2 separate regions of the Homo sapiens genome follow, and region 2 is linked to region 1. Evidence: read pairs that join two places in POLR2A ChIA-PET (ENCODE). Cell type or tissue: A673. All regions are shown on one strand.

Region 1 (8,000 bases):
TCAGAGTGTTAAAAGACATATCTTGTCCACCATACCTCTGGCTGTTTGCCTCTTCGTGGTATGGCAGGCATTTTTGTTGAATTTTCCTTGAACAGCCTGTCAGTGAGAACCCACTGAGAATACAGGAAAATTTTATCAAACATTTCCTCCAACTCATACTTGGCTTCAGAAGGAAAGAAAAAAAAACACAACAAAAAAAAAAAAACACAGGGGGAAAGAGTAATTGCATTTTCAATCATGGTTATTCAGCTGCAACTTCTAGAGTCAAGGCTAGTTAATTCTTATTTGCCGACATACAGGTCTTAACCAAGTTCACATTTCACCCACTACAAAAAAAAAAAAAAAAAGGCAAGAACTGTGTGGGCTCATTAAGCCCTCATTACTTTTCAGACATGACACAGTGTAATTTGTGAAATGATCTAACTTCACTGAACCCAAGAGGTGAGGCCAGGACATTGGCTCACCACTTGATTTTTACCTTTCTCTTCATCATGACTTAGTCAAATCTGATTCTGAGACTATCTTTTCAAATCATAAAAATTAGCTATATTGGCCAGGCGCGGTGGCTCATGCCTGTAATCCCAGAACTTTGGGAGGCCAAGGCGGGCAGATCACAAGGTCAGGAGATCAAGCCCATGCTGGTTAACTCAGTGAAACCCCGTCTCTACTAAAAATACAAAAAAATAGCCAGGCTTGGTGGCGGGCACCTGTAGTCCCAGCTACTGAGGAGGCTGAGGCAGGAGAAGGGTGTGAACCTGGGAGGTGGAGCTTGCAGTGAGCTGAGATCGTGCCACTGCACTCCAGCCTGGGTGGCAAAGTGAGACTCCATCTCAAAAAAAAAAAAAAAGTTAGCTATATCATCTCAGGAAAGAAAAAAAAAGGTTCCATAATCCATTCAAATCAAACACACATTCAGTGCTTATTTAAGCACATAGCTCTTTGCTTAGCCTTTTAGAGAATGCATATAAGATATAGTTCCTGCCTTCAAGGGGCATTCATTTTCTTTAGGAAGGCAACACACATAAAAATGGGCACGCACAAACAGAGAGTGAAATAACAATCGAAGGCAGTGTAGACTGAGAGGCAGTATGGGTGGAAAAGAGGGCAGATTCTGAACCAGATTGTTTTGATTCAAATCCTAGTTCTACCATCCTATGACCTTGAGTCAGTTACTTAACCTGTCTGTACCTCTGTTCTCAACTGCAAAATGGATATAATAATTATACTTACTTCATCTGATTGACTGAGATTAAATGAACTAAGAGAGACTTAGAACAATGCCTGGCACATAGTAGTTACTCAGAGAATAGTGTTATTATTCTATGATTAAGAGCCAATTCATGGAACAACAAGTGCTTTATAAGCTCAAATGAGAAACAAATATCTGTGGGTTAGTTGATCAGAAAAGGTTATTCAGAAGAAATACAATGTTAGCATCTAGAATAGGAATTGAAGAAGAGAGCCTTATTCAATATAATCTCCCATGAAGGAGAGAATAAGCCAGGAGAATTCAAAAACCAGAAGCAGGCCATCCTAGTTACAGAGATTTTTTTCATTGAAAAATAGAAGAAGATGAGGTTGAAGGATGGATGGCCAGTCCATTGCAGAAGAGCTGGTCACCGGGACAAAGACTGTGGATTTTACCCTTTGGGCAATAGGAAGCCCCCAGGGGTTCCTGGACAGGTTAATTACAGAGTAAGAGTAATATTTTTACAAGGTTAATTCCGCAGCACTTGGAAGTGCAGTGTGGAGGGGAAGAGAGACTCAAGGTAGGGAGGCCATTCATGAGACAATCACAATGATCCAGGTGTGAGGGGATCAATAAAAAACAGAAAAGAATCAGCACAGATGCTAGTATGAAAGAACAATCAAGGGGCCTCAGTAGATCAGATCAGAGATGAGAGACATAGTTGGAAGACCACATGAGTGATGAGAATAAATCTCATCAGAGATTTTGGTCTCTTTTCCTACCACAATGGCAGTGACACAAACACAAATAGTTAAGTCAGGAGACCTGAACTCTTTTGGAGCATGCTGGAGGAAACCAGAATTCCATTCTTGAAATAAAGACTATGGGGAAACAGAAAAACATCCAAAAAGAAATCTCAAAAGGACAGATGGAAATAAATTATTGCAGAAGAGAAATTTGGGCTTCAAAAATAGGTTGAGGATCCTCAGCTCATGGAAGCCAGAAGAGTGGATGAATTCACAGAGTGAGATCCACAGATACAGATGCTCCTCAACTTACAGTGCGGTTATGTCCTGATAAGTCTATCCTAAGTGGAAAATATCGTAAGTCAAAAATGCATTGAATGCACCTAACCTATCTAACATCATAGCTTAGCCTGACCTACCTTAAACATGCTCAGAGCACTTACATTGGCCTACAGTTGGGCAAAATCATCTAACACAAAGCCTATTTTATACTAAAGTGTGAATATCTCATGTAATTTTTTGAATACTTTACTGAAAGTGAAAGATGGAATTACTGTTTACCCTCATCATCAGCTGGTTGACTGGGAATGGTAGCTCCCTTCTGCTGCCCAGCATTGTGTAAAAGTATCCTTCCGCCTATCACAAGCCCAGGAAAAAAATCAAAATTCAAAATTTTAAGTGTCATTTCTATTGAATGTATATCACTTTCACACCATCATGAAGTTGAAAAATCATGAGTCAAACCACCAAATGTTGGGGGCCATCTGTACCAAGAAAGACATAGTAAAAAAAAAAAAAAAAAGTCACACGTGCAAGAGCATCACTTCCTCAATGAAGGGGTTTGGGCCTTTTTTCCTACCACAATGGTAATGATGGAGAACTATGCAAAGTGATCGATATGGTTAGGTTCTGTCTCCCCACCCAAATCTCATCTTGAACTGTAATCCCCATAATTCCCACGTGTCGAGGGCAGGACCTGGGATCATGGGGGCAGTTTCCCCCATACTGTTCTTGTGATAGTGAGCTCTCACAAGATCTGATGGTTTTATAAGTGTTTCACAGTTTCTCCTACATGTGCATTCTCTCTCACCAGTCATCATGTAAGACGTGCCTCTTCCCCGTCCGCCATGATTGTAAGTTTCCTGAGGCCTTCCCAGCCGTGCAGAACTGTGAGTCAATTAAACCTTTTTCCTTTATTAATTACCCAGTCTCGAGTATTTCCTTATAGCAATGTGAGAATAGACTAATACAGTGATGAGGGATAACAATTAATGCTGATGTTTTGGTCTAAATCAATAAACAAATGTGTGGAAGGAAAGACCCTGAACTGGAAGTTAGGATGGCAAGGAGTTCTGTAAAATAACAGGTATGTAATTAACACAGAGGGGCCCTTCCAACTATACAACTCTACATGATTCCTGTCATTTCTAGGTGTATTGTTATGAATAACTTTAATTATTCCATTTGGATTATTTTTCTTTTCCAATAATCCCTAATAAGAATGTTTAACTTTTTAAAATAATGAGAAAAAGTATTCTAAAAGCTTATAAGACATCTGTTTATAGGAATAAGAGTTTAACAACTTTCAAAGAAAATGTAGACACTATAGTTTATATAAACATTTATAGAAATAGGTACACTCTATAAGGAATTTACATACATAATTTATACAGCTAGTCTATATAAAGGGATTCACATATTTTGCTATCTGCATTTTAAAAAATAAAATACATAATAATCATTATTTATTTCTATTTTTAATACATGATATGCTTAAGGCAACAAATTACTTCTTTTTTTTTTTTGGAAAAGGCCTAAGTCCTTTCCATAAATCTAAAAGTACTCAGACATTTCATTTATTTAGTCAGTCAGTCAGTGAATACTGAATGCATTGATAAGAAAAAATTAAAAAGACATCCTCTCTCTGCACAGAGTAATGGTAATTTTTTTTCCTTCTTGACCTCTTCTCCTTCATTCCTCCCTGTCTAATACATACAGCTTAGTTGTGTATAATTGACTTCTTCTTTTTTTTTTTTTTTGAAAGAGTCTCACTCTGTTGCCTAGGCTGGAGTGCAGTGGCACGATCTCAGCTCTCTGCAACCCCCACCTCCTGGGTTCAAGCAATTCTCATGCCTCAGCCTCCCAAGTAGCTGGGACTACAGACATGTGCCACCATGCCTGGATAATTTTGTATTTTTAGTAGAGATGGGGTTTTGCCATGTTGGCCAAGCTGGTCTTGAACTCTTGGCCTCAAGTGACCTGCCCACCTCAGCCTCCCAAAGTGCTGAGATTATAGGCGTAAGCCACCACGCCTGGCCAGTATAATTGACTTCCACTGACCACTCATGACTGAGGGAGGAATATTACAACATAGAAAGCATAAAGCAGAGTGTCACACATCACCATCTTAAGACCTCTTTAACCATCCCTACCTCTTGGAAATTCTCACCAGCTCTCTTCCTCCTCAGACCCTAGCCTCCTGCTATGTTGCGGGGCTCCTCTCCTCTCTCCAGGAATCTTCCCCTGTACCTGCTCTTCCCAGGGACATGACCTGTCTTTCTGTCTCTTCTACCTGCCAATAAAAAAATTCAAAAGTCCTTTTCTTTCATTATGCCCATGATACTGTGCCATTTAGTTCTCCAGCTCCTTCCCAGACTCGGATTAACTTGCATACTCTACATCTAAAGTCCTCACATTTGAGCACAGTATTAGCATCACGGGAAGGGTTGTTAAAACCAATATTGTAAGGCCTCATCCCCAGAGAATTTGCATTTGTAATGAATTCTCTGGAGCTGCTGATGCTGCTGGTGATCTCTCACACTCTGAGAGCCACTGCATATGAAAGGTCATTTAACAAGTTGTCCTAGCAGTAGAATCACCTACATACTCCTGGCCTCATCATTAGCCATACAAAAGGAAAATTGGAGCTTTCAAATGAAAGTCTTTCTCTATCTCAGACCTGGGTAAGACAATCCCCCCTTGTAACATTTTCTGAAAGTGGAAACTGTTCTTAAATGTTCTGCCCTCTGTCCAGAGCATTCCTGTAATGAGGATTAATTTCATTAACCTTCACCTTCCTTCTTCCTCTTGTGTCCCACATCTACACAAGCTGATAAGCTCGGGGGCTCCCTGCTTTGGCATTGGTGGGAGATTCAAACCATGCAATCCTCTTTGCAAGTGAACCTTCACCTGGGCTATCATCCCCTAACAGCAATAAACACCCATTTCAGTCTCCTTTCCTAGCTCTTTCAAGCCATTTAGGATCTGCTTGAGAGGTCTGCCCTACTCTTCCTAGAGACCTCAATTCTGTAAGTAATAAACCTTTCCATAGCTTTTTCTTGCGTGTGTGGCATCATCAGTCTCAACATCTGAACCAAACTTTAGATTGGAATCCCTCCTTCTTTTACAGGGTGATCATAACAATTCTCCCAGAGCTCAGAGGTCCCCCCTCCCTTCTCTTTACATTGAAAGAACCTAAGAAAACTCATCCTATGCAATTACATGGGTAGAATTAAGTAAAAGTTTACATATCAAATTTGAGGACACTTCCCCTCCCCATTACTGAAAATTGAGTACAAACATACCAGGAAAGTCCTAAGGATACTGATATAAAAAGATGGCCTTATACTGATATAAAAAGATGGCCATGACAGCCAGTCCCATTCACAGGCATGAACCTTCCCCAATCAGCTTTTTAATGTCCCATTTAAAAATGACTAGACAGGTGATGATCACCAGGCGTGTAAGGAAAGCACCTCATATGAAATACAGAAATCAAAGCAACTAACAGAAAAAAAAAAAAAAGCAACTTACAGGAGATAGATGCAATACAGAAAGAAAAAAAGTCTTCAAAAAATATCCCTAATATTCTGAAAGAAATAAGAGAATGTATTACATCCATGAAGTAAGAATAAGACACAAAAATATATGCAGAGGCTAAAAAAGAGTTCTGAGAAATCAAAAATATGATAGCATAAATGTAAAACTCAGTAGAAGGAAGAAGAAATATTCCAGAAAGTAATATATTCCAGAAAGTAAAAGACAAAAGGATAGAAAATGGAAATTTATTTAATAAAAAATAGAAAATTAGGAAAGTCCAGTAGGTCAAAGATCCAAATAACAGAAAATCCAGAAACAGAGCACAGAGAAAAAAAGAGAGTAAATAGTTAAGAAAGTAATACAAAATAATTTTCCCGTAATTGAAGGAAATTAGTTTTCACATTGAAAGGGATACAAAGTTCTAATATAATGAACGAATATAGACCTCAATGAAGGCATGTCATTGTGAAATTTCAGAACAAGAGTAAAGCAGAGAAGAGCCTAAAAACACCAATGTTTTGTTCTTTTTGATTAAGAGTCAGAACAGTATTGCATCATTCAACAACACTAGAAGCTAGAACCCAAAATTATAAGGGGAAAAGATTTTCAACCTAGAATTCTGTATCTAAACTATTGAAAAAATATCCAAATAAAATAAATATATATTTTTCTTTTTTTTTTTTTTTTTTGAGACAGAGTCTCACTCTGGCACCCAGGCTGGAGTGCAGTGGTGCAATCTTGGCTCACTGCAAGCTCCATCTCCCCAGTTCACGCCATTCTCCTGCCTCAGCCTCCCAAATAGCTGGGACTACAGGTGCCCACCACCACGCCCAGCTAATTTTTTGTATATTTAGTAGAGACGGGGTTTCACCGTGTTAGCCAGGATGGTCTCGATCTCCTGACTTTATGATCTGCCCACCTCAGCCTCCCAAAGTGCTGGGATTACAGGCGTGAGCCACCGTGCCTGGCCAAAAATATTTTCTGATAATGTAAGATCTGAAAAAAATCTTTTTTTGAATACATCTTTCTCAGAAAACTACCAAAGAACATGTTCAACCAAAACAAAGGAGTAAACTAAGAAACAGGAAAACAAGGGAACCAAAAACAGGCAATCCAACATAATAGAGAAGTTTAAAAAATCTGTAGGGAGATGGGGGGAATTCCCAAGAACATAACTCTGGACCAAGTCTTGAGAGTAACTAGGAGAGTTTAGGACAAGTTGGAAGGCCCCAACAGGAATTTTTTCAAGAAGATGACTAGACAAAATTTAATGTGGCTGATTAAATTTGGACAACTGACAGAATTTAGGATTGAATTAGGAATAAACATAGAAAACAACTAAGTAAATAATGAGTATTAACTCCAAGGAAAATAAAGTATTTTACAAGAAAGAGTAATCATAGTATACCAGTTGGCTTATCTGTAAATAGCATTTTTATAGTCAAAATAACATTGAATATTGATCTAACCAAAATTGTGCTCCGCTTCACTAGGAGAGCAGGAGAGGAATAGAAGTAAACATGTATGATAGGTCAAAAGAGAAGCTATGAAGCAAAGGATATCAAGCAATACATTACGACTAAAACTACAAAAGTGTAGTAACAATAAAGTTGTAGCAAAAGAAGTAACAATATAAATCTGCTATATAGAGATATGGAGAAAATGTATTTTTAAGAATAGCTCTATTAGTTGAAAATGCTGCAGAGGAGTAGAAATTTGGGAGAATGGTTAGGGATACCAGTGAGTTGCTGTTTTTTGTTAAAATCCCTGTAGAGGGATTTCTCATTTCTTAACCTATGTGCATATGTAGTTTTAAATAGTTTAAATATAAAGTACTTATTCTTTTTAAAAATAATTTATCCAATAAAAAAATTACTGAATTAATTTTCTTCTTACTCTTACCACAAATAATTTAAAGTTAATATCAAAAATATAGTTCATAAACAAAAAAGTAAGCACAAATATAGAAGGAAATCAAGAGAAAGGAGAAAGAATACAAGTTTCTTAAAGAATTCCAAATTAATAGTAACACTTTTGTCTCTCTCCTCAACTGAAAGAAGTGAACACATAAAAGCTACTGTGATTTTGTGTGAGGTGTTTGTTTAGCGTTGCTTTGTTTTTATGAGAAGGAGATCTCTATAATTTTTTTAATGTTAAAAAGTTGTTCTCATATTTCCAAAAGCTGAGAACCACTGAGCTAGAAAATTGTTTATGACTCACAATTTTGAGCTGATCTAGTTTTCAAA
Region 2 (8,000 bases), 320 kb before region 1:
GGGACATCGGGGAGACTGGTGCACTCTGAGCAGATCTTTGGAGGGAAGGCCTTGAGAATGGATGGGGGGTGAACACAGACACTGAGTTTAAAAGGGAGAGAACTGGGAATGCTGCATGGGGCTACCATGCTCTGGGACTCATTCCTGGCCTCTAGTGACTCCTGCAGAAGGAATGAGTTGGAAAGGCAAGGAAGGACCCACTCTCACCACAGACTTCTGGAATCCTGGCAGCAAGAGACCCCCACACCCTCCATAGACACTTGAGCTGCCAGATAGACCTGCTTAGAATGGTGGTAGGGGCAGGACTCCAGCCTGTGCAAAGCCCAGAATGTTTGGTGTGGGAACATCTGCAGGGAGAATGTCCAGGGATGTCCTTCCCCCAAGGCTCACCATGCAGAATTCAGTCTTAGTGGAACTGTTGGACCTTAACAGAGCAGGGTGATCTTGCCCATGAGATGGCAGCCAGTCCAACCTGAGGCTCCACTGTCTGCTGGCCCCTCCTGGGGTCCTAGCCTGGCTGAGCCTACTTGCAGTGCAGCCTCAAATACCCAATCAGGGTGCCTCCCAGAGGCCCACCACATCATAGCTCCTGTGCTGGCAGACCATACCTGACCACTGAAGAGCTCCAGCCGAATGGCCCCCACCTATGTGCACCAGCCCACTGGCAGCCTCCCCCAACTGAAGCCTCCCCTGTGCTGCTTTGCCAGCACACACTCGCCCACAGTCACCCCCCACAGCAATTTGTCAGCACACATGGGCATGGGAGGATCTCCCCTCCCCTTCCCTACATGGGTGCATGGGCATGTTCACCTTGCAATGCCACTACTGCCACCATGAGCACACCTTGTTCTCTCCCAGCCTTGCTGCCATTACCAGCATGAATGCATGCACACACACGGAGACCAGAGGCCCGTCGCCACCCTGTACCACCATTGCTGCCAGTGCAGACATGCAAATGGACAGCAACAGCCCAGCCCCTCAACTCTGCACCACCACCACCACCATTGGGGTGAATGCATGCATGGAGGCCACCAATGACCCATGTTTTGCACTGACACTGCTGCTGGTGCAAATGCACACATGGATGCCAGCAGCCCTGCCTTCCTATGCTGCCACCAATGCCTCTGTGAATACCAGCATGGAGGATGGCGCCCGCTGAACCAGCTAGGCTCTGCCCTAGCAGGTGAGTGAGCAGCCCACCCCGCTGCTGCTGCTGCTGCTGCTGGCACGTGTGAAAGAGCATGGATCCTGTTGCTACCACACAATGAAGCACTTCAGCTGGCACTACACATCAGAGGGTTGTGGCCAATGGTCGAGGAACACTTTGGCCCCTCTAGCACAGCAGGTTCCTAAACTCAAGGGAACTTGAGAACAAAGCCAAGGGCCCAATACAAGTCCCCCAGAGTTAGGGTATGCAGTCCAGGAGTGCTGATCTGGACCTTTTCTCCCTAACATCTTCTAAAAATGAAGCCACTTGACTGAACCCACTTAATACCACAAGCAAACCCCCAAGGAAATCAAATAAGATAAAAACATTGATAAATCCACCCAAAGGATGGCAACTTCAAAGGCTGAAAGAATATCAGCCCACAAAGATGAGAAAAAAGCATCACAAGAACTCTGGAAATTTAAAATGCCAAAATGTCTTCTTATCTCAAAACAAGTTCCCCAGAACTAATTCCCTAACAACGGTTCTTAACCAGGCCAAAATCATTGAAATGACAGAAATAGAATTCAGAATGTGGGTAAGAAGGAAGCTCAAGATTCAAGAGAAAGTCAAAACACAATCCAAGGATTCTAACCAATATAATAAAATGATATAGGAGCTGAAAGATGATGTGGCCATTTTAAAAAAGAACCAAACTGATCTGATAGAGCTGAAAAACTCACTTCAAGAATTTCAGAATATAATTGTGAGTATTAACAGTAGAATCAACCAAGCTGAGGAAGGAATCTCAGCACTTGAAGGCCAATTCTCCAAAATAACTGTCAGATAAAAATAATGAAAAAACAATAAAGAAGAACAAAACCTCCCAGAAATATGGGACTATGTAAAGAGACCAAATCTATGACTCATTGGCATCCCTGAAAGACGGGGAGATAAACTAGACAGCTTGGAAAACATATTTCAAGATTTCATTCATGAAAATTTCCCCAACCTTGCTAGACAGGCCAACATTCAAATTCAGGAAATGCAGAGAACCCCTGTGCAATACTACATAAGAAGACCATCTTCAAGACACATAGTCATCAGATTCTTCAAAGTTTAAATGAGAGAAAAAAGGCACCCAGGTAGAAGGGGCAGGTCACCTACAAAGGGAACCCCATCAGGCTAACAGTGGACCTTTCAGTAGTAACCTAAAAGCCAGAAGAGATTGTGGGCCTATATTCAGCATTCTTAAAGAAAAGAAGTCCCAACAAATAATGTCATATCCAGGCAAACAAAGCTTCTTAAACAAAGCAGAAATATTTCAGACAAGCAAATGCTAAGGAAATTTGTTACCTCCATACCTACCTTACAAGAAGTCTTGAAGGGAATGCTAAACATAGAAAGGAAAGACTATTACCAGCCACTACAAAAATACACTGAAATGCAGAGACCAGTGACACTATAAAGCAACCTCCCATACAAATCTGCATAATAACCAACTAACGACATAATAGGATCAAATCCACATATATTAACACTAACCTTCAATGTAAATGGGCTAAATGCCCCAATTAAAAATCACAGAGTGGCAAGATGAATAGAGAAACAAGACCCATGGGTATGCTGTCTTCAACAGTCTCTCTCATATACACTGACACCCATAGGCTGAAAGTGAAGGGATGGAGAAAAATCTACCAAGCAAATGGAGAACAGAAAAACAGCAGAGATTGTTACTTTAATTTCAGACAGAACAGACTTTAAACCAACAAAAATCAAAAAACATAAGGAAGGGCATTACATAATGGTAAAGGGCTCCATTCAATAAGAAGACCTAACTATCATAAATATGTATACACCTAACACAGGAGCACTCACATTCATAACACAAGTTCTTAGAGACCTATGAAGAGACTTAGATAAGTACACAATGACAGTGGGAAGACTTTAATACTCCACTGACTGTATTAGGTAGATGATTGAGGCAGAAAACTTAACAGATATCCATAACTTGAACTTGACACTTGACCAAATAGACCTAATAGATGTCTGCAGAACTCTACACCCCAAAACAACAGAATGTACATTCTTCTCATGTGCACATTGCAGATACTCTAAAATTGACCACACAATTGTACATAAAATAATCCTCAGCAAATTCAAAATCATAGGAACAGAAAACCAAATACCACATGTTCTCACTTACAAGTGGGAGCTAAACATTGAGTGCATAGGACACAAAGTAGGGAACAACAGATACCAGGGCCTGCTTGAGGGTGAAAGAAGGGAGGAGGATGAAGATCAAAAAACTACCCATCAGGGACTATGTTTATCACCTGGGTGATGAAATAATCTGTACACTAAACCCCAGTTACATGCAATTTACCTATACAACAAATCTGTACATGTACCCCCTGAAACTAAAATGAACGTTAAAAAAAAAGAAAATCAATGTAATTCACCACATTAACAGAATAAAGAACAAATGTGTAAATAAGATCAGACACTTTCTCAATGATCTCTACACAAGTGAAAGGGAACTCATGGCATGTGATAACAGCATCTATTGCCTTGTCACTTGTTTTAATGCGAGAATTTGAAGGGGCTTTCAGCCTATGGAATCATCACTAACTTGGGGGAATCATCCCATATTTATGTCATCAGCACACTCTCAATGCTTAAAAACCCTTTCATTTGCAAACTCATAATCTCACTCCAGCACTCCTAATCCAGTGTTTTTCATGCTGGCTGAAGATTAGAATCACCTGGAAGTAAAAATTATAAAAAATAAAAATTAAGCTCTTCTCTATATCTCATCTTAAGAATCTATGATTTCATTTGTATAGAACAAGATGAAATAAGTTGAAAAACAACTATTGCAGTTACTCAAAAATTTCATTTTTCCAGTCTCTTTTTCCTCATCTCTTCCCTATTAATTTCAATAGTACAGACACAGGGCCTTCCTGTATAATGTCATGATTTGTGATATGTCATTTGGATTTATTCTTATTGAAAAATGAGTTATCCCATACACTTGTACAACAGCTATTCATTTCCTCATCACTTTTAACTTATAAAAATTATCACTATTTTCCATCCCACCATGCCTTTTCTTCCTGGCACTTATTTTGTACTTATCAAGCACGGAGTCGTAGGAGGTGTTTCTTGAGTCATAGCTGCTCTCCATGTGTCAGTTTTAAGGTCATTTGCATTAAATTACCTTAACTACCCTGAAAGTAACACATGGAGAGCAGCTTCCTATGACTCAAGAAACCACAATGACTAAAATAACCTAACATTATTAGTAACCCATTTATTGGTGGTGAGCACTTTTAATTGTCATCTAATTTTACTCAAATAGTGAGACTTCATAAATTGAAAATACATAAATTGAAAAGCTTCCATACCAGATACATAATAGGCACTCAATATATATTAGTTTCCTCTCCAAATTATTTCCTGGATTTGCCCCTCCCTTTCCAATCATTCACCTTTGGATAATAAGAGCATTAAACAGATCTTGTGTAATCTTAAATTCTAATTCTCAGAGGGCTATTAATATTCAGCAATCATATTTCTTCCTTTTGTAGAATAAAAAAATCATTTGTATTCATGAGTAGGAATCCTCAGGGTATTCACATCCCATTTGCTCACAGAGATGATGATAACAACCCATTCAAAAATGTTGATGTTCAATCAGAACAGAATGAGGAAAATGAGATGAAACACACTACATGAGACGGATGCACCTGGGTTGAGGAAAGCATGATGGTCCAGACAAGGACAGGGCTCCTTGTTTCTCACCAGAAGCAGGCAACTTTGGGCATGTTATTACAGAGATGGTATGTCCTTTCCTACCCTCCATGAGGCAGGAACCATAGCTGACTGGGAAAGCTGACTCATTTTGAGCAGCTGCTCTAGTGAACACCAGAAGAGAGAAAGGAGAAGTGTTTCCACTCTCACAAGCAAATAAAGTGAGAATGAAGACTAATACATTTTCTAAAACGTTTCAGAGCCCCAAGGACCAAAAAAATAGGGATGGGGGGGCGGTGGAGATGTGTATTCCTTACATTACAGAGAGATATAAATAACATGTCTGAAATGATCTCATTTAAAACAGTGTGGTCAAGAAGAGAGAGTTTGGGATTTTGAATCCGAAAATTGAATGTGGGTTCTGGCATTAGCCTTATCTTTTGATGTACTCTTTTTAGAGGTTATTTATCTTTTTTTGACTCAGTTTATGGGTGAAATGATAATAAGTATACTGGTTGAGTATATTTTCTCACATTTAGGTTATTCGTATGAAGGACATCCACAGTTTAGACCACTAAATTAGGTTGAGCCAAACACAACGTACTTCCTTGTTTCTGCATCTCTTGCACCATGGTGCAAAACTCGTGCTGCTGAACTCAGAGTCTTAGTTTAGGCATCTAACAACTAACTGTTAAGCAGTAACACACACATTTATCTGAACAGGAATAGGCAACAGCTCAAGCACAATGCAAGCTGAATTCATTTTAGATTCTGTCATATTTTTATCCCCCCAAAACAACAGAATCTGCAGAATATGAAGTCTGGTTCAATCATATAAAATTTCCATTACCGAATACCTTTTACATCTTCTGTTTCTAAAGTAACAACATTCAGATTTGTACAATAGTGTACTAGTTTATTTTACATTTGTGTAACCAAAAAGCCCCTTTAGATTAACTTTTGAAAACAACTCTTAATTTGAGTTTGAGAGATCACTTCAAGGGAGACAGAAGCTAGGTGCAGATTTTTACTACTTGTTTGGCTTCTCTGCTCTTCTATGAGGTTGAAGTTGGCTCCTCTACTTTTCAAGCAGGGAACCCTGATGCCTCACAATCTCAGGAGGTGGGGGGGGAAAAGAAAGTGGCTTTATAATGTATGGTGATATTTAGGTTCACTTGCATAGTAAATGCAATTTTTAAAGCAAAGGGCAAAGCTTGCTGGAATTCCATTGCTTTCTTAAAAAGAAAAAATTCCCAGATCATTTTACATCTGAGTGTTTAGAATCATCCCTCACATGGCTTCACTTATGGATTATGATATTTCTAAAAAATTTTGTCTCTAGTCTAGATTGTGCTTAGAATTCTTCACCCATATTTTTAACTGCATACTGGACACGTCCACTTAAATATTTTTCAGTTATCTTAAATTCAACATTTCTAAAACTGAATTCACATTTTGCCCTTTCCACTCCCCTTCTTTTTTGTCCCCAAACACACACAGACACACACACACACACACACACACACACACGACATGCATACAAATTCCTTCTATGTTTCAGTATTTCTTGGAATAGGCTAACCTTATTCTGCGAGAACAAGTAACTCCAAAATCTCAAAAGCATAGTATATAAATTTTATTTCTAGCTCATACAAGGTCTTCTCTTGACTGAGCAACAATTCAAAGCAGCTGTGCTCCAGGGGGTTACTCAGGGTTCCCAGCCATTTTGATTCTGTGACTCTACAATCTGAACATACGGTCTCCCTGCTTCTTGCCAAAGAAGAAAAGGACTGAAGAATGGTATAGGAATTTCCATCACTTCATCCCAGAAGTAACACGTGTCACTTCCACTTCCACTGAGTGGTTTCTCCCAACTGCCATGGTGTTGCCAAGTATAGTTTTCCATGTGCCAGAAAGAAAGAATAGGAAACAAAAACTACATAGCATTGTATTTGGCCGAGTTTCCTATTTCAGATTCCCGGTTCAGAATCTGTGATTTTTATCCATCTTTCTTATCAATCCACATCCAATAAAATACCACTGATAAGTGGATACCATTATTCTGCTTTTTCTATGTCTCCTTAATTAGCCTACCTTTCTTCATTGCCACCTTCACTTAAATTCATACTCTCATTATGTCTCTTTTTGATGATTGCAACAACTTTTACCAGGTCTCCCTACTTTCCCTACAATCAATTATCGACACAGCAGCGATAGTGATCTTTTAAAAGTACAAACACGATCATATTGATTTATCTCCTTCTTAAAACCCTTCAGGAACTCCCCTTTGCTTTAAAAAAAATGTCAAAACCTGTAACTGTGATTTATAAGGCCTTTTATTCCCTGTTATGTGCTTCCTTCTCTGACTTCATCTACTGCAAATGCATACGTTGTAGTGAGTGGTGTGCTGTGCCACCCAGACTCCCATCCAAGTCAGGCCTACATTTCTCCAGCCACCGGATGTTGCTAGTGGCTGATGGCTCACAGCTGAAACCCTTTTCTGAGAAGTGCCATCAACCAAAAGAAACTCTCTCACCCATTATTACTCTATCCTGGACTTTTATCCAAGGCAAGTGGAGGATAAAAAGGACTTCCGCTCACCTCAGTTTGGGACAAATGTAAAAGGCCATCCCAGCTCCAGAACTCACTATAAGGGTTGCTGAGATCTCTATTGTAACTGTATCCCAGGCCAACTTCTCCCACTGTCCAACCCTGTCTTCTTTACTCCCTGATGAATGTTGTCCTTGGACAACTTCCAGATAACCTTCTCCACTGAAATCTCTGTCCTAGAGTCTGTTTCCTGGGGAACCCAAGAGGTGCCTTGCTGTCCGTGCTACAACCATTTGAAATACAGCACCCAAATCATGTTTGTGTGTTTGTTCCTGTCCAGACATTTGCATGCATGGTATCTGAGTCCTGGAAGTCCAATCCCACTTTCCTAACTTCATTTAGGTCATTCCTACTTATCCTTTAGGGCTGGGCTTAAACATCACATCCACAAAGAAGCCCTCTCATCAATCTCATATTAGGCACTACATGTATATCCTCTCTCCCTCATCCCTGCTCAGACTCAGAGCAATTCATTCTTCTTGTCAAATTA

What was found. ChIA-PET counts read pairs that join two places held together with the same protein. Peaks named below come from ENCODE experiments on the same cell type or tissue, not always from the same donor. Only the 100,000 strongest peaks of a DNase experiment are listed, where the experiment ranks them.
Region 2: POLR2A ChIA-PET joins it to region 1 with 5 read pairs; 2 of 35 experiments call an interaction of 5 or more read pairs at or near these places.

What each region holds. Positions count from the first base shown.
Region 1 is chr6:53,968,475-53,976,474 of GRCh38, reverse strand. All of the region lies in intron 1 of LOC101927189 (a long non-coding RNA gene), which reads right to left. Among named protein-coding and RNA genes, the nearest start is that of MLIP-IT1, 26 kb to the left of the region's middle. In A673, no CTCF peak of the experiment used is centred here; no DNase peak of the experiment used is centred here.
Region 2 is chr6:54,288,319-54,296,318 of GRCh38, reverse strand. No RefSeq gene overlaps it. Among named protein-coding and RNA genes, the nearest start is that of TINAG, 16 kb to the left of the region's middle. In A673, no CTCF peak of the experiment used is centred here; DNase peaks (open chromatin) are centred at 4,358 and 4,868; H3K27me3 peaks cover 820 bases.